2 separate regions of the Mus musculus genome follow, and region 1 is linked to region 2. A link is a loop called in an ENCODE intact Hi-C map of the cell type or tissue named here. Cell type or tissue: left cerebral cortex. All regions are shown on one strand. Links, peaks and the distances in the headings refer to the core of each region. The heading gives the core; the rest is flanking DNA. Region 1 holds the start of Gm35860 (a long non-coding RNA gene). Region 2 overlaps Zfp426 (zinc finger protein 426).

The links. A loop is a pair of places that touch in the nucleus more often than their neighbours do. Peaks named below come from ENCODE experiments on the same cell type or tissue, not always from the same donor. Only the 100,000 strongest peaks of a DNase experiment are listed, where the experiment ranks them.
Region 1: a loop joins it to region 2, with 5 times the contacts of the local background. A loop is called at or near these places in 7 of 42 quality-filtered maps.

The regions. Positions count from the first base shown.
Region 1 is chr9:20,750,683-20,762,989 of GRCm38, forward strand. It overlaps Gm35860 (a long non-coding RNA gene), which reads right to left and starts at 8,444. Exons shown (of 3, transcript XR_379174.1): 1 at 8,354-8,444; 2 at 680-837. In left cerebral cortex, for the core only: a CTCF peak has its summit at 6,538 (motif pointing left); a DNase peak (open chromatin) is centred at 6,529.
Region 2 is chr9:20,460,726-20,473,032 of GRCm38, forward strand. Zfp426 (zinc finger protein 426) reads right to left here. Exons shown (of 9, transcript NM_001110309.1): 7 at 12,303-12,307; 8 at 10,974-11,056; 9 at 7,824-10,523. The coding sequence ends at 9,270. Among named protein-coding and RNA genes, the nearest start is that of Zfp26, 6.7 kb to the left of the region's middle. In left cerebral cortex, for the core only: a CTCF peak has its summit at 6,463 (motif pointing right); DNase peaks (open chromatin) are centred at 6,481 and 9,431.

The DNA.
Region 1 (12,307 bases), core at 2,204-10,203, 290 kb after region 2:
TTCCTCCTCCTGAAGCGACCACCAAGGTCCAAAGTATTGAAGTCCAGCAATCAAAAGCCCTTTTTGGCTCATCTAATTAACACGCCCAACTAAAATTAAACACATCATCCTAAAACAGGGTTTCTTCCTTAGCTGCCATTTTCCTATGAGGCATGACTATCCAGTGGCAGGTCTTTGTGCCCCTCAGGGCAGATACCCCTTCCCCATCTCCCTTATTCCCTTCCCCGCTCCTTCATCCTCTATCCCCTATCTTGTCTCTCCTTCCCTGCCCTCTGTATCTTTGAGCAAATAAATCCCCTTTGCTGAGAACTTGGTCTTGGAGGTCCTTTCAGTGTGTGTGTGTGTGTGTGTGTGTGTGTGTGTGTGTGTGTGTGTGCGCGCGCGCGCATGAGCACTTGCGCATACGAACACCTCTGTGCCTGTGTTCTCATGAAAGGCAGGCCGGAAGAGGGTCAGATCCATTGGAGCTGGAGTTCATGACCACCTGACATAGTTGCTGGGAATGGAACTCCTGTCTTATAAAAGAATAGTCAGTGTTCTTAACCACTGAGCAGTCTGCCTGGCTGTACCTGGCTTTTATGTGGCTGCTGAGGACCCAAACTCAGGTCCCAAGCTTGTTTAGCAAGCGCTTTACCCACTGAGCCATCTCTCCAGCCCCGCCGGGGGACAGTTAGCTCACCCTCTGTCATGGTGGGAATGTACGACAGCCAGAGAGTATGATGGAGGCTCCTGACATCTTTCAGATGAGGAAGAGAGAGCCCAGGCCAATCAGATACCAGTTTCAGGGCCTGGTCCCCACCGACCAGTTCTACTAGGCTGTTCCTGTTCGCAGATTTCCTAAACAAACAAACAAACAAACAAACAAACAAACACTCTCAGGTAAGGACCAAGTGCTCAAACCTACTAAAGTCGATGAGGGCCATTTTATCCAGACCATAATAATCGTCCTCCCTGAACAGTGTCAGGGAAGTGGTCACTACCACAAACAACCTACGGCTTCTGTGGCATAATTAACCTTTGGTGCTAAAGTTCTGAGTTCCTCTATTTACCTGTCTCTCCAGCATCCTCCTCAAACAAACCCCGTAAACTACATTTCCCAGCATCCTTTGCACACTGCAAACTACATCTCCCAGGTTCCCTTCTTTGTAGCCAGGTCCAGACACTAGGAGGTGAAAGGAAAATAGAGGGCAGGAGGAAAGGCAAAACTAGATTCTCTCTCTCTCTCTCCCTCCCTCTTTCCCTCTCCATCCTCCCCTCCTGTAAGTGTGTCTAGATGTGGCTGTTGTCACCTCTGTGGTCTCAGTCTCTTTAGGAAGTTCCCTCTGTGGCTTAGCATCTGCCACTTGGAACTTTGAGAGCTAATTCTTCCCTAGTTCCTGTGTCTTTGGGAAGATTGAGGCTTGACCCTTCCTCATGTGGAAGTCCCTGTAGTGTACTGTGGTAGATCCATTTTAATTAATATTTTACTTTTTAAAAGATGTAACCCGGGTTGGCCTCCAACTCAAGCTCCTGATCCTCCTGCCTCCACCTCTTGTGTAGTGGAATGACAGTCATGTACCCTTGCACCGAGTTTAGAGCTGGGGGTGATCCCCAGGGTCCTGTGCATGCTAGGATAGCATCCTACCATGCTCATCTCAGGGCTGTTGTTGTTTCTGATGATAGGACCCAAGCAGATATAGTTAATGCCACTGCAGCGACCACATCTGTGGTCAGTGCTAATGTGAGAGTCCCTATCACACTGTGGCAAGTGTCCTGCTGAAAAGTGCCCCTTGCCACCATCAGTCCACTCACAAGCCTGGGCCAGCACTGTGCCTTTGCTGTCCTTGGTCATCTCAAGGTTCTCAGAGTCAAGTTTTGTTTTATTTTGCTTGAGACACAGCCTTGATATACAGCCGAGGCTGGCCTGGAACTCAGGGCTGCACACACGTCTTAGCCTACTGAGCTCTGGGGTTGAGAAAAGATAGAAAGAGAGGGGTGTCTTATTGAAGCCTCTGTCTGGCAGAGTCGAAGGTCCCACACCATCACCTGTTCTAATCCAGCAATCTTCTAGGAATCTCACCAGGTTCTACCTTATCCAATATAATTCCACCCAAGGTGCCTCCTGAGCCACTCTACAGTGACCTTTTGACTGGAGTCACTGAAAGGGTCTACATGGCTGATGCTAAGACAGTTCATTGTGACCTGTCTTGAGATGCCTGTACCCTCACGTGGGTGAGTATCTCTCACCGTGCCTCACGACTCTTCTTTGAGAAGCCCACATTCAGACCTTCAGGCATGTCTTTTAACCCTGAATGCCCTTTTCTCTTAAACCTTGGGCATCGCTCATGTTAAAATGTCTTGAGGGGAACTGGAGAGATGGCTCAGAGGTTGAAAGCCCAGGCTGCTCTTTCAGAGGACGCAGGTTCACTTCTTCAAAACCCACTTGGCAGCTCAAAACCATCTATAAGTCCTGTTCTAATGGACTAGATACACTCTTCTGGCCGCCTCAGGAACCACACATGTTGCACAAGTATACATACAGGCACACAATACTGGCAGGCAAAACAACCATATACACAACAATAAAATAATGTCAATAAATACATAATCCAAATGTATATTGAGCAGGGCAGTGGTGGTACACTCTCACTCCTTTATTCTCAGTATTCCAGAGGCAGAGGCAGAGGCAGACAGATCTCTGAGTTTGAGAGTAGCCTGGTCTACAGAGTGAGTTCTAACACAGCCTGGGCTACACAGAGAAACCCTATCTTGAATATGTATATATACATACATATATACATATTACATAATATAATTATTTTATACATAATACAAAATATATATGTATTTATGTTTTTTATTTTTATTTTAATAATGAATGTTTATATTAATAAATGTATTAAAACATATTTATTATATTACTATAATATATAATAAAATATAATAAATATTATATTTTATTACTAAAATATATAATATTTATATAATATATAAAATATATAAATATGATAATTTAAAATATATAATATGGTAAACTATATTAAAATATAATAACATATGGTCTATTAATTACTTATTACTTATTTAAATTAATCATATCATTGATAATTTAGATAAATTAATAACATATATTGACATATAAAATACATACTGTATTTTATATAATATATAAAACATGAAACATATTTTAAAATAAAATATATTTTAAAATAGAATATATAAAGCAAAATAGAATATATAAAGTAAAATGGAATATGTGAAATATAATAAACATAAAAACATATTAATAAAATTTACATAATTAGCATTTATTTAAAATAATATTTAATTTGTATATAATAGAATTATATTGTTATAAGATATATAATTTATATTATATTATGTTGTATATTATTGTATAATAGATCACATATTTTTATATATGTAAATGCATATATAAAAAATTGAGGCCTAGAAAGGTGGCTCAGTAGCAGTTAAGAGCACAGGCTACTCTCACAGAAGCCCTGAGTTCAGTTCCCGGCATCTATGATGGGCAGCTCACAATTGTCCGTAACCCCAGCTTCACCCGTAGGAAGCCCTCTTCTGGCCTCTGGCTACCTACATACACACATAAGTAAAAATAAATTTTAAAGAATTACGTGTTTGGATGCTTTGCCTTCAGGATCTCAGTGTACCACATGTTTGCCTGGTGTCCCAGAAGACCAGAAGAGGCCATGGGAACCCCTGGGACAGGGGCTACAAATGACTGTGAGCCACCAACCTTCAGCACACAATTGTGTGCTGAGGATCAAACACTACAAGAGCAGCCAGTGCTCTTAACTGCTGAGCCATCTCTCCAGACCTCCAAAATAAATACATATAAAAAGGGAAGTGGGCAGCTGTGATATGCACCTTTAATTCCAGCACTCACCAGGCAGAGCCAGGTGGAGCTCTGAGTTCCAGGCCAGCCTGGTCTGTAGAGAGAGTTCCAGCGTAGTCATGACTATACAGAGAAACCCTGTCTCAAAAACAAAACAAAACAAAACAAAAAACCAACAAAGCGAAAAAGAGCCATCTTTAATAAAATCTCCAACTCTGTTTCATAAACTGAAATTCTCTTCTGTGTCAAAGCCACAAATCTCAGTGTAGCCTGAGCTGGAGTCCCTAAATATCTAGGGGAAGTTCGCAGGTTGCTGAGGTTGGATGCACACATCTGTCTCTGCCCGCTCACTGAGGACGGAATGCGGGTCTTTACGATGTTCCTTGACCCTGGTGTGTAGGGGATCCGTAGAATGTTTTCTGCCTCCCAGCTGGGAAGAGGCAGCAGCTCATTGGTAAGCCAGCGAGACCATCTCCACCCCTAGCCCCATCCTCCTGGCCAGCTGCTACTACCAAGATCCCTGGGGTCTCACTTCACTTCACGTTGCTGTAATACAGAACCCAAAGCTGTCCTTCACCAGTCATCAGAGAGATCTAATCCAAACCGTGCAGGGATCTGGCTCACCCAGTCAGAACAGAAGCAATTCAAGTAGACATGAGACTCCCTGAACACTTGCTGTCCCAGAACCCACACGGTGGGAGAAGAAAACCAACTTTACAGGTTGTCCCCTGACCTCTGCATGTGCGCCATGACAAATGTACACACATGCGCGCACACACACATACACACTTTTTTTTTTAATTTAAAAGAACAGAGGTCTATAGGTCTGCCGCTGCCACACAGCTCTGGTGTGCAAGACACCCAAAGGCTTGCCCGTGGTGTGACGTAACCGCAGTGGGAGCCACTGCAATGTTAAGGTAAGTGATAGACATGTGGGAGAGAAAGAGAAGCCGAATGGTTTGAACATTAAGAAGAGACATGGACCTGGAGATTGAGGGTGGAGAGGAACAGCCTGCTGTGAGTGGCCTGCCCTGCCACCTAAGGCCATGGTGCCAACTTGTGCTGCCACTGAGGGCCACATTTGGGTCCATGGCTGTACAGCAGCAGGGGACTGTGTTGATGTCTGTGGCTCATATTATAACAAAGGCCATGCAGATGTCCCTGGTCTGGGCTGCCTCCAGGGACCAAGCTAATATTCAGAGGCTGTGGAGAGCTGCCCCCACCACTGGCTGTGGCTCTCAGGAGATCTGGCCCCACCCCTTCCAGGCTGTACTCAGAAAGCAGGCCCTGCACCATGCCTGGGCAACATAGTAAAGCTGGCCCTGGTGGTGGGAGCCAAGCAAGCTGACCCCAGGGTGTGATAGTGAGCTAGCTCTGGCTACTTGTCTGCCATGAGGTGGTGTGGGCACAGGAGAGATGCTCCCCCACCCCCATCCCCACTCCCACCCCAGAGCTGACCCCCAGTCATGAGAACCAGGAACTGTATCTGCCCCTCACCAATTGTAACACTCTGGAGAGCACACACACACCCCCAAACACACACAAAAACACACAGACACACAGACACACACAAGACACACACACACACACAGAGTTTAGCTGGCCCTGATGGCATTCCCCAAGAGAGCTGGCCCCTGTCTTGCTGGCTGCAGCATAAGGTGAGCTAGCCCAGGCAGTGCTGGAAGAGAGCTCACCCTGGTGGTGTGGGTGTGGGAGAGCTGTCAGGCTGGTACCTCAGACACCACCCAGGCCCAGATCCAGGACTTTGAGTTGTCCCATCCCAACATCTGCCCCATGGATGAACTGCTGGAGTGCAGGAAGAGGCCAGTCCTGCAGAGCCAAAGCTGCAGGATCTCCATGACACCGGGCAGCAACAGGATATCAGAGAGGAGTCCTGGTGAGGATCCAGTATTGATAGCATAGCAGAAACCAGAAACCTTTAACCAGACCAATGACTCATTGTAACGAACATTTGCAAGCAAAGCGGTGTGGAAAGGGTGTACTGTGGGATGCACTATGACACAGCTTCCATGGCAGATGGATTTGGGTTTTGTTTAATTTTTTATTTTTTACTTTGTTTTGTGGGGTGACCTCCACAAGGGTGGAGGTCAGATATGAAGGGTTGGGGAAGTGAGTGGAACCGGGGTGCATGATGTGAAATTCTCAAAGAATCCATAAAAGGTTTAAAAACACCACCACCACCAACAGAAGTCTCTCTGGAGGTTCAAGGGCAGAGCACTTGCATCTGTTAGACTCTAGATAGACACTCATGGTGGTGGTAGTGGGGGCAAGGGAATGGAGGAGTAGGGGGTGTGGGTGGGGGTGGGGTAGGGGGCTTGTAGTGGGCATGTAGGAAAGAGGTCAGTCACAAGGCAGGACAGAGAGCCAGAGAGTGCAGAAGCCACCCTCATCTGTGCATGATCCACTTTGAGTGCATGGTGGTGCTGGCTTTTCATCCCAGCACTCGGAGGCAGAGGCTGGTAGAACCCTTGTGTGTTCAGGACCTGCCTGGTCTACAGTGAGATAGAGGTACATAGAGAATCTCTGTCTCAAAACACACACACAGAGAGAGACAGAGACAGAGACAGAGACAGAGAGAAAGAATCCCATAACCTCACTATGCCCTTACTAAGTCCTCTTCAAGAGTAGCCAGTGCTCTTTACTGAGCTTTCTCTCAGCGCCCCCTAGTGGTTGCATTACCTTCCACTAAGCCCCACCTTTTAAAGGTTCCACTAACCTCTAGGCCAAGCTTCCACTATCTAAACGTTAGTGAGGGGAGAGGGGAAAGCACCACCACACCCTAGCTCCTGGTGTGGCTCCTGCTTCCCAGAGATAAACCCTGAAGATGTGTTTGGGGTGGGGTGGGGTGGGGTTCCACTTGATAAAGAGCCTGCTCCTTTAGCATGAGGGCACCCAGCACCCAGGAGAAGACCTGGGTGTGGTGGAGGCAGGCAGATTGATCCTCTGATCTCTGCACTTATTTGGATCTGGGCAGAGTTAGATGGATCCCTGAAGCTCCAGTCAGCAGAGCTGAGCCAATGAGCAAGTTCATTGGGAGATCCTGACTCAAAAACAAACAAAGCACAAGTGAATAGAGAAAACACGCAACATCAGCCTCTCTCCACATGTGCATGCACGTGCGTGGACATGTACACACACCTACACTGACACGCACACCACAGTCACAGCACACAACATAGACCACACACAGCACAGCACATATGTAGCACAACACACAAAGCAGACAACACAATACTACACAAAACACATCACATATACCATAGCATAGACAGAACACAACATATCCAATACTCAACATACCATACCCAATACAACATACATAACACATTGTACACAACACACAAACACTCAACACACATACAAAACACCTCTTACACACATTGTTTTTAAAGATGTTGTTTTGTTTTAAGACTAGCATCCTGTAGCCCAGACTTGCCTATTGCTTGCTATGTAACCAGATAAAAACTTGCCTCTGCCTTCCAGGAAGTATTCATGAATCCTTCCAGCAGAAAGAGACTCCTCCTTGTGCAGCCTGAGACCTCAGGACTGTGAGCAACCATCTGCCCTCCTCCTTTAATTTAAGCTACCTTCTGGTATGACTCCAGATCAACAACCCTGAGCTAAGTCCCTTCACACCTTTCTTCCTTGAATTCTCATTCTCTCTCTCTCTCTCTCTCTCTCTCTCTCTCTCTCTCTCTCTCTCTCTCTCTCTCCCCTCTCTCTTACACACACACACACATTTATTTATTTCATGTATATCATTTTGTGTATAACTTACAGGAAGGAGTTGGTTCTCTTTTTCACTATGTGAGGGATTGAACTCGGGTTGTCAGCCTTAGTGGCAAGTAGCTTTAACCTCTGAAGTAGCTTTAACCTCTGAAGTAGCTTTAACTTCTGAAGTAGCTTTAATGGCTGAGTCATCTCTTTAGTTCCTGTATTCTCTCTTTTCTCCCTTCCTCTTCCTCCTCCTCTCTCCTCTCTTTCCTCCCTCCCATCCCTCTTTCCTGCTATGCTAAGACTGAAACTCCAGCCTCAAGAATGCTAGATGCACAGTACTCCTGCGCTATACCCAGCCCTAGTGCCTTGTTTTCTTGCAAGTACCCTGTGGGGATGGCCTTGAGCTCCTGGTCCTCTTGCTTCCACTGCTTAGGTGCTGGCTGGTAGGTGCATCCCCACATCTAGTTTATATGGTGCTGGGATGGGACCCAGAGCTTTCAGGGTAGGCAAGCACTCTACCAACACAGCCCCAGCTCCAGCCCTTTCCAGATTTGGAGGTAGCAGGAGTGTCTGTGGGGCCTGTCCACGCCAGGGTGAGGTAGTGCTCCCTCACTTCTCCCATCTGGCATCTCCTCAGGATCCTGCCAGACAGCATCCACATCAGTCTCCCAATCCCCCCTGCCTAGCCGCCTCCACAGCATGGAGAACAGGCCCCATCTGTGTCCCCAGAGAAACTCTCAAGGGAGGCCTGAGTTTCACCCAGACCCTTGGGCTCACCGCAGACTTCTTCCTCCCTTCAGTCAGTTGTCAGTGTCTTTCCACTGCTGCCTGAGAACTGGGGACCTGCCAGCATCAGGCACATGCATGCGCTCCTTGACCCAGTAACAGAGATGGGAACTGGGCCTCCAGTTGCTCTGGCAGAATCTTAAGCAACTGATGTACAAACACCACAGCGCCGGCAGTCACAGTGAGTGTGGTAGTGCATGCCTGTCACCCCAGCTCAGAGGTGGAAGCGGGGGGGGGGATCAGGAGTTCAAGGGTCCTCAGCTCAGTGGTGAATTCGAGGCCAGCCTGAACTATGTGAGACCCGGTCCTGAAAACAAAACAACAGGTCTGGCAGTGATGGCACATGCCATTAGTCCTAGCACTAGGGTGGCAGAGACAGGAGGATCTCTGTGAGTTCAAGGCCAGCCTGGTCTACAGAGTAAGTTCCAGGAGAGCCAGGGCTACACAGACAAACCCTGTTTAGAAAAACCAAAGCAAGCAAACAAACAAACAACAACACCAAAACAAACAACAGGAGTTAGGGAGATGGGTCTGTCAGTAGACTGCTTACTGAAGTGTGAAGGCCTGAATTTAATCCTCAAGATTGGGTGTAGTGACAGTCGCCTGTAATCCCAGCACCAGGGAGGCAGAGACACAGGGTCCCTGGCTGAATCAGTGAGTTTCCAGTTCAGTGAGGGACCATGTTCAATAATTTAAAAAAAAAAAAAAAAAGGTACTGAAAGTAGAAGGAGGTCCTCTTGGAAACAAGAGGTTCAGCAGAAAGTACAGGGGTGCACATGATCCAAATATGTTGCTTACATAAGTGAAGCCGGCAAATGAAGCAAAGAAGCAACTGTTTCCATACATGTACTCACACAGGGCCCTGCCCCACATGTGTGTACACATTTACACACATAGAAAAAGTTCAAGAACAAACAAACCATAAGAGGGTCTATGAGATGGCTCAGTGGATAAAAAGGCTTGCTGTACATGCACAAGGAGTCTGGGTTTGAGCCCATAGCACCCTAGTAAAAACCTGGGTCTGTAACCCTAGCATTTGGGGGCTGAGACAGGCAGATCCTGAGAACATACTGGCCAGACAGTGTAGTTTAAACAGTGAGCTTCAGCTCAGTGATGGACTCAAGGAAGTAAGAGGGGAGCAAGAGAGGAGCGCATTTGATGTCTTACATGCAGCAGGCAGGCGCATGCTCCCTCAAATGCACACACACACACTCCACCAATATGCATAAAACACACATCACATGCACACAGAAGCCAGGACAAGCAAATGCTCAGCAAGGAAGGGGGCTTGCCTCCAAACCTCACCACCTGATCCCTGGAACTGTCACTGTAGAACGGGAGAACTGAATCCTGCAAGCTGTTCTCTGACCTGAACACCCACGCTGTGGGCATGAGTGAACCACCACCCACAAAATAAATAAAATGTACCGAATAAAAACTTCAGGGTCTGGCATGGTAGTCGTGGCTTCATCCCAGTACTGGGAGGCAGAAGCAGGTGGATGTCTGTGAGTTCAAGGCCAGCCTAGTCTACACAGAGTTCCAGGACAATCTCAAAAAAAAAAAAAACAAAAACAAAAAAACAAAAAAAAACCCAAAAAAACAAAAAAACAAAACAAAACAAAACAAAAAAAAAAAAACAGTAAAAAAAAGAAAGAAAAAAAAGTATGTTTAAACCCCTAAGGTTCATTGTTAATGTGTGAACTCACTTGCACAGACAGCATAGACAGTTAATACGGAGCATATCACAGAAGATGCACAGTTAGGGCACAGTCATCCCCGAGTCCCCATCACTGGCAGGGAGTCATGCGCACACACCCATGGAGCCACACTAACGGCCTCTGACACACAAGCAGCCGCCCCAGAGGCGTGGGAATGAGCCTGGGAGAAGCGGCCACAGAGGTCAGGATGACTCAGGAGCCCTCAGTGGGAGCAGAGGAGGGAAGGAAGGAGGCTGCGGGCCAGAGCATGTGCTTCCAGTCACAGGCCTGGGAATTGAGGCCGAGTTGGCGGGACAAGGAGACCCAATAAGACTTCCTGGCTCTGCCAAGACAGGAAACAGAGCCCTCATCTGTGGTCACGGGAACTTGGAACTCCTGCTTAGAAGCCCCAGCAGCTCCTACCACAAAGGAGTCAGACTTCCGCCCCCTTCCTAGCTGGGGGCGGGGGTGGGTGACCATGTTTATTTCCACTCCTGCAGTAACTTGGGAATGGGTTTCACCAGAGACTATAGTGGAGCTCAGAGAGGCTAAGCTGCTTGCCCAAGGTCACACAGCTAAGAAGGACTGGAGTTAGGATTCTAGCTCAGATGAATAAGCAAGCAGGGCTCCATCCACAAGGTGAGCCTCAAGGGTGGCAGAGCATATCCCAGGCTCTGGTTTGTGGGAACATAAAAAGGCTATTGCCCGCTGGCTGTGATAATGCATGCCTGTTATTCTACACAAGCAAAGGCAGACCCTGCCTCAACTACAACAGTACAGGGTCTCCATCTGCAGCTCAGTGGCTAGAGCACTTCCCTAGCATCCACAAAGCCCTGAGTTCCATCCGCAGCACCACAAAAACCACTGTGGTGAGACTTGCCATCCGACACCTGGGAGGTGCAGCCTAGGGGATGGAGAGTTAGCTGACATCTTTTTATTTTATTTGGGGGAGGGGCAGGCAGGGCTTAGACCAAGTTTCACAGATAACCTAAGCTAGCCTCAAATTTTGTAGCCAGAGATGTCCTTGAACTTGTGGGTTACATGAGATTCTGTCAAAAATTCAAAAAAGGGAGGGAGGAAGGGAAGATGGGAAGAAGGAAGGGAAGGAGGGACAAAGCATGATAGAAAGAGAAGACAGACAAGCAGTGGAGGCTGGGGCAATATCTGTGGACAAAAGCATCCTTAGGGCAAGCAGATCTAAGCTCAGAGGTCCAGGAACCACAGGTTTGATCCTGTGCACTTGTCACCCCAGCACTGTGGGGATAGAAACAGGAAGGTCCCTGGGCCTTGCTCCAGCATAGCTCCAAGTTCAGTGAGGTCCTGTCTGATTGAGAGAGAGAGAGAGAGAGAGAGAGAGAGAGAGAGAGAGAGAGAGAGAGAGGACGTTAACACCCTCCTCTGGTCTTCCTGTGTGACCAAGGGTACACACACACACGCACACGCACACACACACACGCACACTTAGACAAGCTTGAAAGGGAGGGGGTAAGAGGAGAGGAGGGAAGGACAGACAGACAGATGGATGGACGAATGAGTGGATGGACAGACAGACAGGCTGCAACAATGACAAGTTGAATGTGTCCCAGCTCCCTATGTGTCAACGTGTGTGCCTGAAGTGCTGCAGCTCTGCATGCCCAGGTGCACAACCCCTGCTGGTCATCCCCACAAATGGCTCCCTATGCAGCCCAGGCAGCCCCTTGTTGGCCTCTGCACCTCAGCTGGGAACAAGGGCTATCAGTAGATTCAGAGGAAACAAAACAATTAATTAGAGCTGCTGAATATGCAAATCAGCTGGGGGCTCTCCCAACAGCCACCAGAGTGCTGGCAATGACGCCAGTAAAAGCTGAGCCGATCTCAGAATGGAATTCCCTCCTCACACCTTTGTCAATTAACCTGAAATTTACAGGGTTGAGTTGCTCATTCATTAACAAGCTCCTGGCTGATTAAAGCATCCTCATTAAGCTATATACTAATCATCCCTTCTATCCAAAAGGCAAGCCTTGGGGTATGTGAGGTGGGACTGCAAAACCAAGGAAGATCTGCCCTCAGACCCTGGGCCCCAGGAGTGCAGACCTGGCTCGCTGGGTAGAGCGCTTGCCTAGCATGCACAAACTCAAGGAGCCTGTCTTTAGCACTGCACAAAGCCGAGAAGAGATTGGGATTGAACAGCAAAACCAAGGAAGATCAGAAAATCATGGAAATACATAGCTGTCATCCCAGCACTTGGGAGGTAGAGGCAGGAGGGTCC
Region 2 (12,307 bases), core at 2,291-10,290:
GGCCAAAATGTCAATAGTCTTGAATTTTACTATATTAGCATTCCTCTCAACCCTAAATCTGAACAATGTACTTCACAAAACCATCTTACAATTTCATTTACAAACATATTCATTAAGAGTAAACAGTAAGAGTAAAAATTAAGTTAATATATTGTACTTAATTTTAAATGTTATTTAAATTTTAAGCTATGCTTAATCTTTAAACCTTATAAATTATATCCTTTGAGAAATATAACTTAGAAAGTCACAAGATTTTATATGTGTGTGTGTGTGTGTGTGTGTGTGTGTATGCATTGAAGATATACTTAAATGGGATGCCCTATAGAAGCCCACACCAGTATCTTGTGATTGTGTACTATCTCTTTCCTATAAAACTTTGTGTCCTCTACTGATCTAGCACTAAGGAGGCAGAAGCCAGCGAATATCTGTGATTTTGAGGCTAGCCAACTCTACAAAGTGAATTCTAGGACAGCCAGGGGCTGGTATATAGAGATACCCTGTGGAAGAAGAGAAGAAAGAGGAGGAGACCAACAACAAAAACAAAGGGGTGTGTGTGTGTGTGTGTGTGTGTGTGTGTGTGTGTCTGTGTGTGTGTGTGCATGAGCCCTGGCCCTCTAGAAGAGCTTTATACCTTCATATTATGTTTGCTCCAGGAATGAAAGTGGCCATGCAGTATTCCTTTCCTCTGTGTGTGTGTGCATGTGTGTGTGTGTGTGTGTTCTGTGACTTAGCCTGTCTGTCACCACCTTTAATTGTTGGCAGACAGATATCCTGAGATTGGTTTTGAATGTCTTGGTGAGTTGTGACAATGAGCTAGCCTTGGATGCTAGCCCTGAGTATCTGAAATAAGACCTGGGGCCCTTGCAGGATTTGCTCACTGATGCCCACGATGGAACATCTGTAAGTCACAGTTGAACTCTGTGCCATTCTTAGTCTAGAGGTGGCCCACCCAGCAGCTTACTTCAGTTGGAAATATGCAAATGCATTTGGCCTTTTTTTTACTAGGGATTTTGCAGGAAACCTTGCTAAATACTTTTTAGCTTTTATTGCATTTCTATGTTTTGTGTGTTCATGGACACATGTGCCTTGGTACACTATGGAGGTCAGAGAATAACTTACAGGCATCGATTCTCTCCTTTCACTACGTGGGTCTTGAGAATCAAACCCAGATCATTAAGCTTGGCAACATACTTACAAGTTTACAAGTCTTAGTTTTTATGTTCTCTCTCTCTCTCTCTCTCTCTCTCTCTCTCTCTCTCTCTCTCTCTCTCTCTCTCTCTCTTAGTTGGGGAGGCTGTTTGAGGCAGGGTCTCTCTATTATGTAGCTCTGGCTGTCCTGGGAGTTCACTATGTAAAGGAAGCTGACTTCAAACTCACAGAAAAGTACCTTCTTCTCCCTCCCATGTTTGTTTGTTTGTTGTTGTTGTTGTTGGGACAGAGTCTCTCTATGTAAAGCAGGCTGAGCTTGAGGCCTTGGAACACACAGAACTCTGCCTATCTCTATCTCCCTAGTACTGGAATTAGTATTGAGCCACCATACCCATCAGTTCTAATGTATTTTTAAGGGTTTATACATGAGCTTTCCCAGCTCAGTAAATCCTGTAGACTAGTAACCAGAGATAAAGAGTGTGCTGGGTTTAAGGTCCTACAGCAGCATAAGCCAAACCTGAGCTCTGACACTCATTCCTCTATGTGGTGGCAACATATGGAAAACATGGAAGTCTGCCCTCCCACTGAGAAGGGCAAAAAGGAAACCCATGTTAAGAGCTAGGCCTCACATGACTACAGAAAAACTTCCAAGATAGTGCCTGAGGAATTAGCAATGTTGAACTCAGTCAGGCACAAAAAGTCTAGTTTTCTCCTATGAAGATTGGGTTACAACCTGTCAATCATGTAAAGAAAGAAACTTGAGCTTAGAGCCAGGCCTGTGGGCAGCACCTATGCCCCAGAGTGGGGCTGGAGGTTGGACCAGGTACAATCTCTGCACAGCTAGATTGTATGGACAGCTAGAGAGACCTGAAAGTCAAGGCTAGGGATAAGAACTCACCCCACAAGGTAGCAGCAAAGTACTCTTAGGCCTGGAACTCTATGCAGGAAGACTGTGGACATCTGCTCCTCCTGCCCCCAGGACCTGAGTGCTGGTATTCCAGGCGTGAGCCACCACAGAACACTTTATGCAAGGAATGGAATACGGGGCTTTGTGCATGTTAAGAAAGCACTCTATAAACTGAGATACATCCTCAGCTTCAGGAAAGGTTTTCTGGCTCCATCAGTATTCCTAGAGCTGCTCCCTTGATTCTTTCATACTCGATTCTTTGATACTTTCATGAACATGGAGTTCTCTCTTCCACAGGCCTTTAGGATCCTTTACTTTGGCTTATCTGTGTGAACATTATAATGAATTATTGTAGTCCTTGATTACTTTGTATTTTCAATTACTTGTATTTGCTGTGTGTCCTGGTTCACTTTTTATTGATGTGATAAACACCAACCAAAGCTAATTTGGGGAGAAAAGAGTTTATTTGACTTAAACATACCAATCATAGTCCATCATTAGGGGAAGTCAAGGAAGAAACCCAAGACAGGAACCTGGAGTCAGGCAGATGCCATGGAGAAATACTTCTCACTAGCTTGTTCTCCCTAACTGACTCAGCTTGCTTTCTTATACTACTGAGGAATCAACAATATAATAGGCATGCACAAGGGCCGCCTGCCCATGGGTGGCACCGCCCACAGTAGTCTAGAGATACCACATCAAATCATTAATCAAGAAAATACCTCAAAGACATCTCCATATACCAGTCTGATGGCGGCATCTTTCAATTAACATTTTCTCTTCCTAGATGATTACTTTGTATTATGCTTACAAAAAACTAACCAGCACAATTGATTCTTTGTCAGCTTGACACAGACACATCACTATTCAACCATAACCTTTCCTTTTCTTGTTACCCCCAAGATCTCATGTTATTATCATAATACAAAATATAGTATACCCTTAAAAGATTCAGTCTTTAAAAATTCAAACCCTTCAAAAGTTAAGTCTCTTTACACTAAAGCAGCAATCATGAAGTCTCCATGGGTCTACACTAGGTCCTTTGCATACATGCTGTGGTTGTTTAGCTTAGGATATTTGTGGGACTCCTAACAGTGGGAGTAGGGGTGTCTGACTTTTTTGGCTGCTCTTTGAACCATTCCTTCTACTGGGTTGCCTCGTCCAGCCTTAATAATGAGGATTTGTACCTAGCCTTATTACATCTTGTTAGTCAGTGTTTGGTTGATATTGCTGAGAGGCATGCTCTTTTCTCATGAGAAATGGTGCAGTGGATCTGGGTGGAGGGGAATCGGGGAGGACTGGGAGGAGTGGAGAAGGGAGGCTATGGTCAGTGAAGGGACACTAGGCCACTCCAGCATGCCTCTGTCAGGCCTTGCCCTTCTCTCCCATTCTCTCTGCCTTGCTTTAAAAAAAAAAAGTTAGATTACATTCCTAAAGCTAGCCACCAAAATCTGTTTGCTTATTTGACCACTTCCTCTTCCTGCAGCTGACTACCAAAGTCTAGCTATCAATGTATTGAAGTATATCAATCAAAAATCCCCCTTTGACTTACTTAATATGTCCATTTAAAATTAAACACCTCATGCTAACATGAGGTTTCCCCTTGTACCATTATAAACTGCCACTTTCCTATGTGGCATATCTTCTCTTTATCCAAAGGCAGTCCTTTGTCCCATTCCCCTCTGGGACAAATTTTCCTCTCCCACCTTGTTCCCTTCCCCTTCTCCATCTCCTGTCTTTGTGTCTTACTCCCTGCCCTCTGTCCCTATGGGGCAAATAAATTGCCTTTGTGCTGAGAGCTTGGTCTTGGGGGTCCTGAGCTGATACTTTCCCTTTCAGGCAGGATTATATTGTATAAGAGAAGAATAAAATAAATAAAAGTCTGGCCTTTTTCAAATATTCAACATAAGGAGCCAGGTGTGGTGGTGCATACCTTTAATCCCAGCACTCAGGAGGCAAAGGGAGGTGGATCTTCAAGGCCAGCCCAGGCTACAGAGCAAGAGCAAGTTCCAGGACAGCCAAAGCTTTACAGAGAATCAATCTCTCTCCCAATCTCTCTCTCTCTCTCTCAAGAGCAAGTTCCAGGACAGCCAAAGCTTTACAGAGAATCAATCTCTCTCTCAATCTCTCTCTCTCTCTCTCTCTCTCTCTCTCTCTCTCTCTCTCTCTCTCACACACACACACACACACATACTCTCTCTCTCTCTCTCACACACACACACACACACACACACACACACACACACACACACATATAATCTCTGAATTTTGGGATCCTGTAAAATAAACATGTTCCATACTTCCCAGTTCACCTAGGACTCGCTCTTGATCCTCTGGGCTCCAAAAGGCTTAGGCAGCTCCACTTTCCAGCTCTGCCATCCATAGCACACCCAACTTGTAGAATAGATCCGACCTGAGCCTACCAACTTGCCACAATCCTGTCCCCTCCATTGGTTGGGGTCTCCTGCAACTGAGGCTGTACCTTTACCAATGACCTTTCTTCAGGGACTCTGACTCTGCCATGCAACGTAAGGCTGGGTTACTCTCCAAGACCCCTTCCATCCTGTAGCTTTTCTGTCACCCAAGCCATTATCACACTGGAAACTCTTACACATTACAAAGTTCAGCTGCCAGCTTGAGATGCAGTCTCAGATTTTACCTCAATGATGCCGGTGTCCTTAGTCACTTAGCTGAGCTTTGAGCTCCAGCTAATCTATAATTGCCAGTGGTGCTGGTCTCTTGTTAATGAGTGCAGGTCTTCAGCCCCAGTTGACTAGAAAGAACAGATTCTCTATTCAAACTATAACACAAACAGCCCCATAATTTCTGCTTTCCTCTGAACTTTCACAAGCCAGCTTCCACCATCTGCACCTCTCTCAACATTCCTATCTCCCAATCTCCCATAACAACTCAGTACCTCAGAGAATCAATGGCCTTTTCAAGCCCAAAGCTCCAAAATCTTTCCACTATCCTCCCCCAAACCAACAAAGTTAGGTAGATCACTGCAACACTCACAATCCTAGTCTCAGCTTCTGTTTTAGTTTGGTTTGCTGTTGCTATGGGGAGCACAGTGACCCAAAGCCACTTGGGTGGAAGTTTGTTTGGTTTACATATCTGTTCCATTTTGTTTTGTTTTGTTTTGTTTTGAAAGCAGGGTTTCTATATGTAGCCCTGGCTGTCCTGGAACTCTCCCTGTAGACAGGATGACCTTGAACTCAGAAATCCACCTGCCTCAGCCTCCTGAGTGCACCACCACCACTCATCTTAATAACAGCTCATCAATGAGGGGAGTCAGGGCAGGAACTCAAAAAAGGAAAGAAACTTGGACTCAGAAACTAAGCAAGAGGCCACAGAAAAATGCTGCATACGGGCTTGCCCAGTTTGCTTTCTTATACCATCCAGAATCAACTATCCAGAGGTGGCAGCACCTACAGTGACCTGGGCCTTCCATTATCAGTCATTAATCAAGAAAATGCCCCCAAAGCCTTGCCTACAGGTCAATCTGATGAGGACAATTCCTCAGTTGAGACTTCCTTTTCATTGGTGACTTTAGATTATATCACATTGACAAACATTAGCCAGCATACTATGCAGCTCAATGATTTGTTGTGTATTTTTTTTTATGTTATACTGTATTCTCACCATATGGCCTAAGACCATCATGCATTGCAAAAGTACTGATATGGCCAGGTATCCCCAAGAATTTATACAGAAAAAAATAGAATACCACTAATACTAAAGATGGGCTAGAGGGTGATTCAGTGGATAGGAAATATCATGCATAAGTCTGAAACATGAGTTTGGGTCCCTAGCATCCACATAAAAACTGGGAATGGTCCTGTGTACCTGTAACCCCAGCAATGGTAGGATAAGGAAATCAGGAGGATTGGTAAGGTTTGCTGACTTAGCCTAAAAACAGCAAGCTCCAAGTTCAGTGAGAGAACCCTGTCTCAAGATAAGGAAGAATGTGATAGAAGTCCTCCTCTGGCTTTTGAATGTGCTTATAGGTGTGTTTAACCACACACACATTTGTGCGCGCACACACACACACACACACACTAAAGGAGAAAATGATAAGATATTTAGGAAAATCTGAACTTATGTAAAATCTATACCTCAGGGCTAGATTTGATTCCTGGAACCTACATGGTAAAAGGAGAGGGCCAACCCCTCCTTCCCCAGAGTTATCTTCTGACCTCCATACAAGCGCTATGTCATGTGCAAGCCCCCAACAAATACATGTAAGATTAAAACTCTACACTTCGTATCATATTCAACAGTAAACTACAAATTGATCAGGAATCTTAAGGTTAAAAACAAAAAACAAAAAACAAAAACAAAAACAAACTATGGTATGCAGTGCGGTCAAGTGATTCTTCATCAGATGAAAGAAAATATGTGACCACAAGGTGGCGGTAGCACACAAGCATACTTTGGGCAGCATATAAAGTTGAACAGATGCCACCTTAGACTAAACAGGCTTCCTCAACCTTGGTAACCATTGTGCATAAATGGGAGGAATAGAGCCCCCAGCAGAGAAGGCAGTCAGGGAGGTGGTTTGCATGACTATCTAAATGATGCTACTTGGCCATTTATCCAGGATGAGTCAGATAACTAACTGGGCTCTTCACAGCCACAGGGGTTATCCGATCCATGGCTAGCAGATCTGGGGCACAATTCCAAGGAATGTAAAAAGCATGATGAAAAGATGTTTGCTTGAGCTTTGAAACAATCACTATTGTCTATACTCATCCTATCAACATTGAAGTACATATATATCTGTGACTTCCAGCTCTCAGTATTTTGGGTTTATAGGAAAGAAGGTATCATTGTCTCATAATAATAAAGCTTAGTAACAGGGGAACTACCATAAAGCTCTCCAAATCTGCTACACCATTTTACTACCAGTAACAAAATGTCCTTACCTTTTCTATTTCTTAGTTTCATTTTGTATTGCCTGGGGGTGGACACACAGGTGAAGGTCAGAGACATTCTGCTAGGGTTTGTTGTTTCCTGCCATGTGAGCTCCAGGGATCAAACTCAGGTAGGTCAACATCCTTGATAGCCAGTGTCTTTACCCACTGAGCAATCTTGCCAGCTCCTTTTATTTATTTGCTTATCTATCTGCTGTTGATTATAGCCATCATCAGTGTGGTAAAATGATACCTCATCTTTACTTTGCAGGGAATCTACTCCCACACACAAGCTAAATACATACAATACAGCCCTCCTACCCTGGTTTGGATCTATCTTCCCTGGTTAGTGACTTGACCACCTTTTACTATAGTTGCTGTTCATTTGTATCCTTGGTGAAATCCAAGACCTTTTATATTGCTGTTCAAGACCTGTTTATATTGTTGGATTGTTACTCTTGCATGCAGAAGCTATATGAGGGGATATGTGTGTCTCAGGCTGGCCTCAAACTTTTTAACTTTTATAATTTGGTATAAAAAGCCATCAAGATGGAATTTGCTACACAGATCTGCCTGCCTCTTCCTCACAAGTGTTGGTATTAAAGGTATGTGACACCATGCTTGGCCCACTTCTACCTTAATTTTAATTCAATAGATTACAGTATTTTTCAATATTTTCTTTTGTGTGATCAATGGTGGTACAGGTAATGTCAATTGATTCTGTTTTTCTGTATCTGGGTTCTTTGGTTCTATTGCTATTATAATAGTTGGTTTTCTCCTCTCTGAATAGTACCAGGGGTGACCTCTAAAAAGGCTTCTCACTAAGAAGAACTTCAAATAAAACTAGAAGAGATCCAACCACATATGTAAATCACAGCTTAGAAACACAAGCAGATCAATAGCAAGTTCCAGGACAGACAGAAAGACGGGGCTACATTGAGAAACCTTATCTTAAAACAAATAAACAACAAAATAAAACCACAAAACAAAAACAAGGCAACAAGACTCCTCCAAAAGGTCACTCCTTTTCAATTACTGACTTCAAAAATAATAGAATGGTTGAGAATGCAGGACAAATAACTTTAAAATCTAGGCTTTTTTTCTCACGTGTGTGTGCATAAGCCAATATGCCAGTGTGTATTCATGGAGACTAGAGGACAGTTTGTGGAAGTCAGTTCTCTCCTTACACACACAATTTGTTAGAGTTAATGCAGCAAAGTCATAGACCAGTAACTTAAACATGGTTATTTATTTCTTACAATCTGGCAGCTGGAAATCAGAGATCAGCATAATTCAGGTAGTTTCCCTCTGGAGGCCTTAGTAGAAACACTTGTGGTAGCCACTTGTCTCCATTTGCAGAAGGCTGTCTGAAGTTTCCATGGTCTTCTCTGTGTGCATCCTGCAGCATCTTAACCTCTTGAGGACATTAGTCACTTCTAATGGACTCATGGCAACCTCATTTGCTTTTTATTATTTTTATTTTATACATGGTTTGCCTGCACATATGCACTCATGTGTATGCTGAGTGATCACAGAGGCCAGAAGGGGCCCAAATCCCCTTCACCTAGTTATGAATGGCTACAAGCTACCATGTGAGTGCTGGGAACTGAAGCCTGGCTCTCTGAAAGTACAGCAGGTGCCTGTAACTATTTCAATCATCTCTGCAGTCCCTCACTTGAATTTTTAAAATGTACTATTATTGGGGGGAGTGCATGCCACAGCATTCATGTGGAGGTCAGAGGGCAGCTTTTTAGGAGCCAATTCTCTCTTTACAATGTGGGATTCAGGGATAGAAAATGGGTAGTCAGGAGTGTATGGAGAATGCTTTTGTTTGAAAAAACATTTTTTTTTATTACTGTGGTATATGTAGGAGGGTGGGCAGAAACATGGAGATGAGAGGTCAACTTTAAGGCATTAAATCTTCTACCTTGTTGAGTCAGTCTTCCTCTCTGCCATGCTACATAAACTAGCTGGCCTGCAAGGTTGCAGGTGATCTTGTAGGAATGCTGAGAATACAGATGCATGCCACTACATCTGTCTGATTTACGTGAGTGTGGGTCAGATTCAAGCTGTCAGACATTTCCATCAAGTGCTTTTACCCACTGAGCTATCTTGCCAGCATCCACTTTAATTTTTTTGACATGGAGTATTTGTGTTGCTCAGTATGGCAACACAGCACTGCTCTAAGCTAAGTATCTAATTTTCATAGTTTCTCCCCAGTGTGAGTACCATCATGTCTTCAAAGTACATGAGCACAAACAAGGGCTTCCTCACATTGCTTCCATCAATTAGGCTTCTCTCTAGTGAATTCTTTCATGTCTGCGAAGTGAACGAGGATGACTGTAGGCTTTTCCACACTGCTGACACTTATAGGGTTTCTCTTCAGTGTGGGTGTGACTTATTTCATGAATCCTGAAGGAACTGGGACAGATGAAGGCTTTCCCACACTCCTTACATTCATAGGGCTTCTCTCCAGTGTGGGTTCTTTCATGGATCTGAAATGAAGTGGAGTGACTGAAGGCTTTCCCACACTGTTTACACTCATAGGGTTTTTCTCCAGTGTGGATTCGCATGTGAATTTTAAGGTGGGTGGAATAGTTAAAGGCCTTCCCACATTCCTTGCACGTGTATGATTTTTTAGCATTGTGAGTTCTCATGTGGTTATTAAGACATGAAAGATATCCAAATGCTTTCCCACAAATCTTGCACTCACAGGTCTTCTCTTCAGCATGCAACTTCAGATGCCCATTAAGGTTGGAAGAAATAGCAAAGGCTTTCCCACATTTCACACACACAAAAGGCTTCTCTCCTGTGTGAGTTCTTATATGTTGGATCAGTCGAGAGGACGTAAGAAAGGCTTTCCCGCACTCCTTACACCCATAGGGCTTGTCTCCAGTGTGAGACCTTACATGGATACTAAGACCTGAGTGCTGAGTGAAGGCTTTCCCACACTGACTACATACATAGGGCTTCTCTCCTGTGTGAGTTCTTCCATGGATCTGAAATGAATTGGAATAATTGAAGGCTTTCCCACACTCCTTACATTCATAGGGCTTTTCGCCAGTGTGGGTTCGCATGTGAATATTTAGATATGCAGGATATCGATAGCCTTTCCCACATTCCTTACATCTGTGAGGTTTCTTTGCATTGAGAGTTTCTATAAGCACAGCAAGTCTTGAGTTTATAAAACTTCTCCCACACTCATTCCATTCATAAAGTTTGTCTCCACTGTGAGTTCTCTGGTGTGTCTGAAGGTGTGACTGGCTCATAAAGGACTTCCCACAGTCGCTGCATTCAAACCCTTTCTCTTGTGTATCAATTTTCTCTTTAACTGGGGTCATGCCGGTTTCTTCACTCTGACTGAACTCAGAAAGTTTCTCACCAGCACAGTTTTTCCTCTGAAGCATTAGAAAGTCTTTTCTGTACTGACTACAACCATAATTATCCTGTGCAGGTTGAGTTTTCATATCTGTCCTGAGGGGTGAGAGTTCACTGAAGAAGTCTCCATATTGCGTCCCATCACAGAGCTCCCTTCCTCTGTTGATTCCTGTCTGCTAATAAGAGAGATAAACAACATTTTTCTGCAGTCAATTGGTAAGGTTTTAACCATTTGATAACAAAATGCTATAATTATGATTATTTTCCATTACATGCATACAGTTCATACTCTGTTAATTAGTCTCAAGTAGTGTGATAAAACACTTAACTCCAGATTGCTATGTCATCTGCTCTCATCTTTAAAAGATTTCTGTACCACTCCAAGAAAAAGATGTGCTTTATGAGTTCTGGAGCAGTGAGGTTCATTGCACAGTGAGGGCACAATCATTTCTTCAGAGACATTTGCTCTGTGTGTTAGCTGCTTCTCTCGAAATCTCCTTTAGCGAACTCCCTAGCTTTCTCCCCCAAAAGGCTTCAAACATGCCAAGTAGGTACTCTATAAAAGACACATCTCTAACCTCTAATTTTCTTTGAGAATAAGAATAAGACACACTTTTTATTCTTACCATTTGCATTCTACTGGATATGTTACCCCTCAGAAATTCCTGCTGGAACGCTGAACATTTGGTTTCGAGCTGTAATTTCCATTCTGAAGTAAAACAGAAAGACAAATGTAGATATGAAAAAAGGAGTTATTTTTTAACTGGAGCTAAAAAATAATGCTTACTTATTTTATTTTGAATTTAAGAAGGGAGAGATGAGGTTTCTTTTTTCTGTTCTGTTTTTGAGACTACACCACCTCACCTTGAACTCACTACATAGCCCACACCGCACTGACTTCATAACCATCCTGCCTCCGCTTCCTGATCAGGATTTCAGGAATGTGTCACTGTGCGAGGCAAAGATGAGGACACGAATCAAACTTAGATCATATCAAAAGTTGATTATAGGGGCTGGAGAGATGGTTCAGTGGTTAAGAGTACTGGATGCTCTTCCAGAGGTCCTGAGTTCGACTCCCAGCAACCACATGGTGGCTCACAACCATCTGTAATGGGATCCGATGCCCTCTTCTGGTGTGTGTCTGAAGAGAGCAACAGTGAACTCACATACGTAAAATAAATAAATAAAATATTTTTAAAAAGTTGATTCTATAAAAATCAAAACTGATGGTAAATAGAAATTATCAGGTAAATACTATAGAAAATGTTTAGGAAAAGGAGAGCATTTCTCAAAGCAATAAATGTAAAGGTTTGACTAGACGTAAACTAGAAGAGAATTGGCAGTTGAAGGTTTTCTTTCTTAGTTCAGAGTTCTGAGACTAATTTATTTTGGAAAGAGTCATTGTAGGAGCTGGGATGGTTCCATGAGTAAAGTGCTTATTGTACAAGTGTGAGGATCTGAGTTCAGATCCCCAGAACTCACAGAAGGCTGGGCATGACAGCATGTGTCTGTAATTCCAGGACAGCTATGACAAGATGGGATACTGAGACAGAGAAGCCCCTGAAGATATCGGGCCTGGCACGTGCAGCAGCAGACAAAGAAGATGGTGGGGACTCCAACACACACACTATAGCAGCACATGCATGCCCCTACATACACACATCATACACACATCATGCACAAATATACAAGGACCTTTCATTCATCAATCCATTCACTTACTGAGTGTATGTGCACACACACACACACACACACACTTGCATCACAACATGCAGATAGAGGTCAAGGGGCTTTGGGAGTTAGTTCTCTCCTCCACCACGCAGGTTGCCAGGCTTGGTCGAAAACGCCTTTACCTACTGAGCCAGCTCTCCAGTCCAACACAAGGACTTTGCTTTTACTTTAAGTTTATTTCAGTTACAAACACTAAAATTTCATTAAATATAATGAATACTGACCTGGG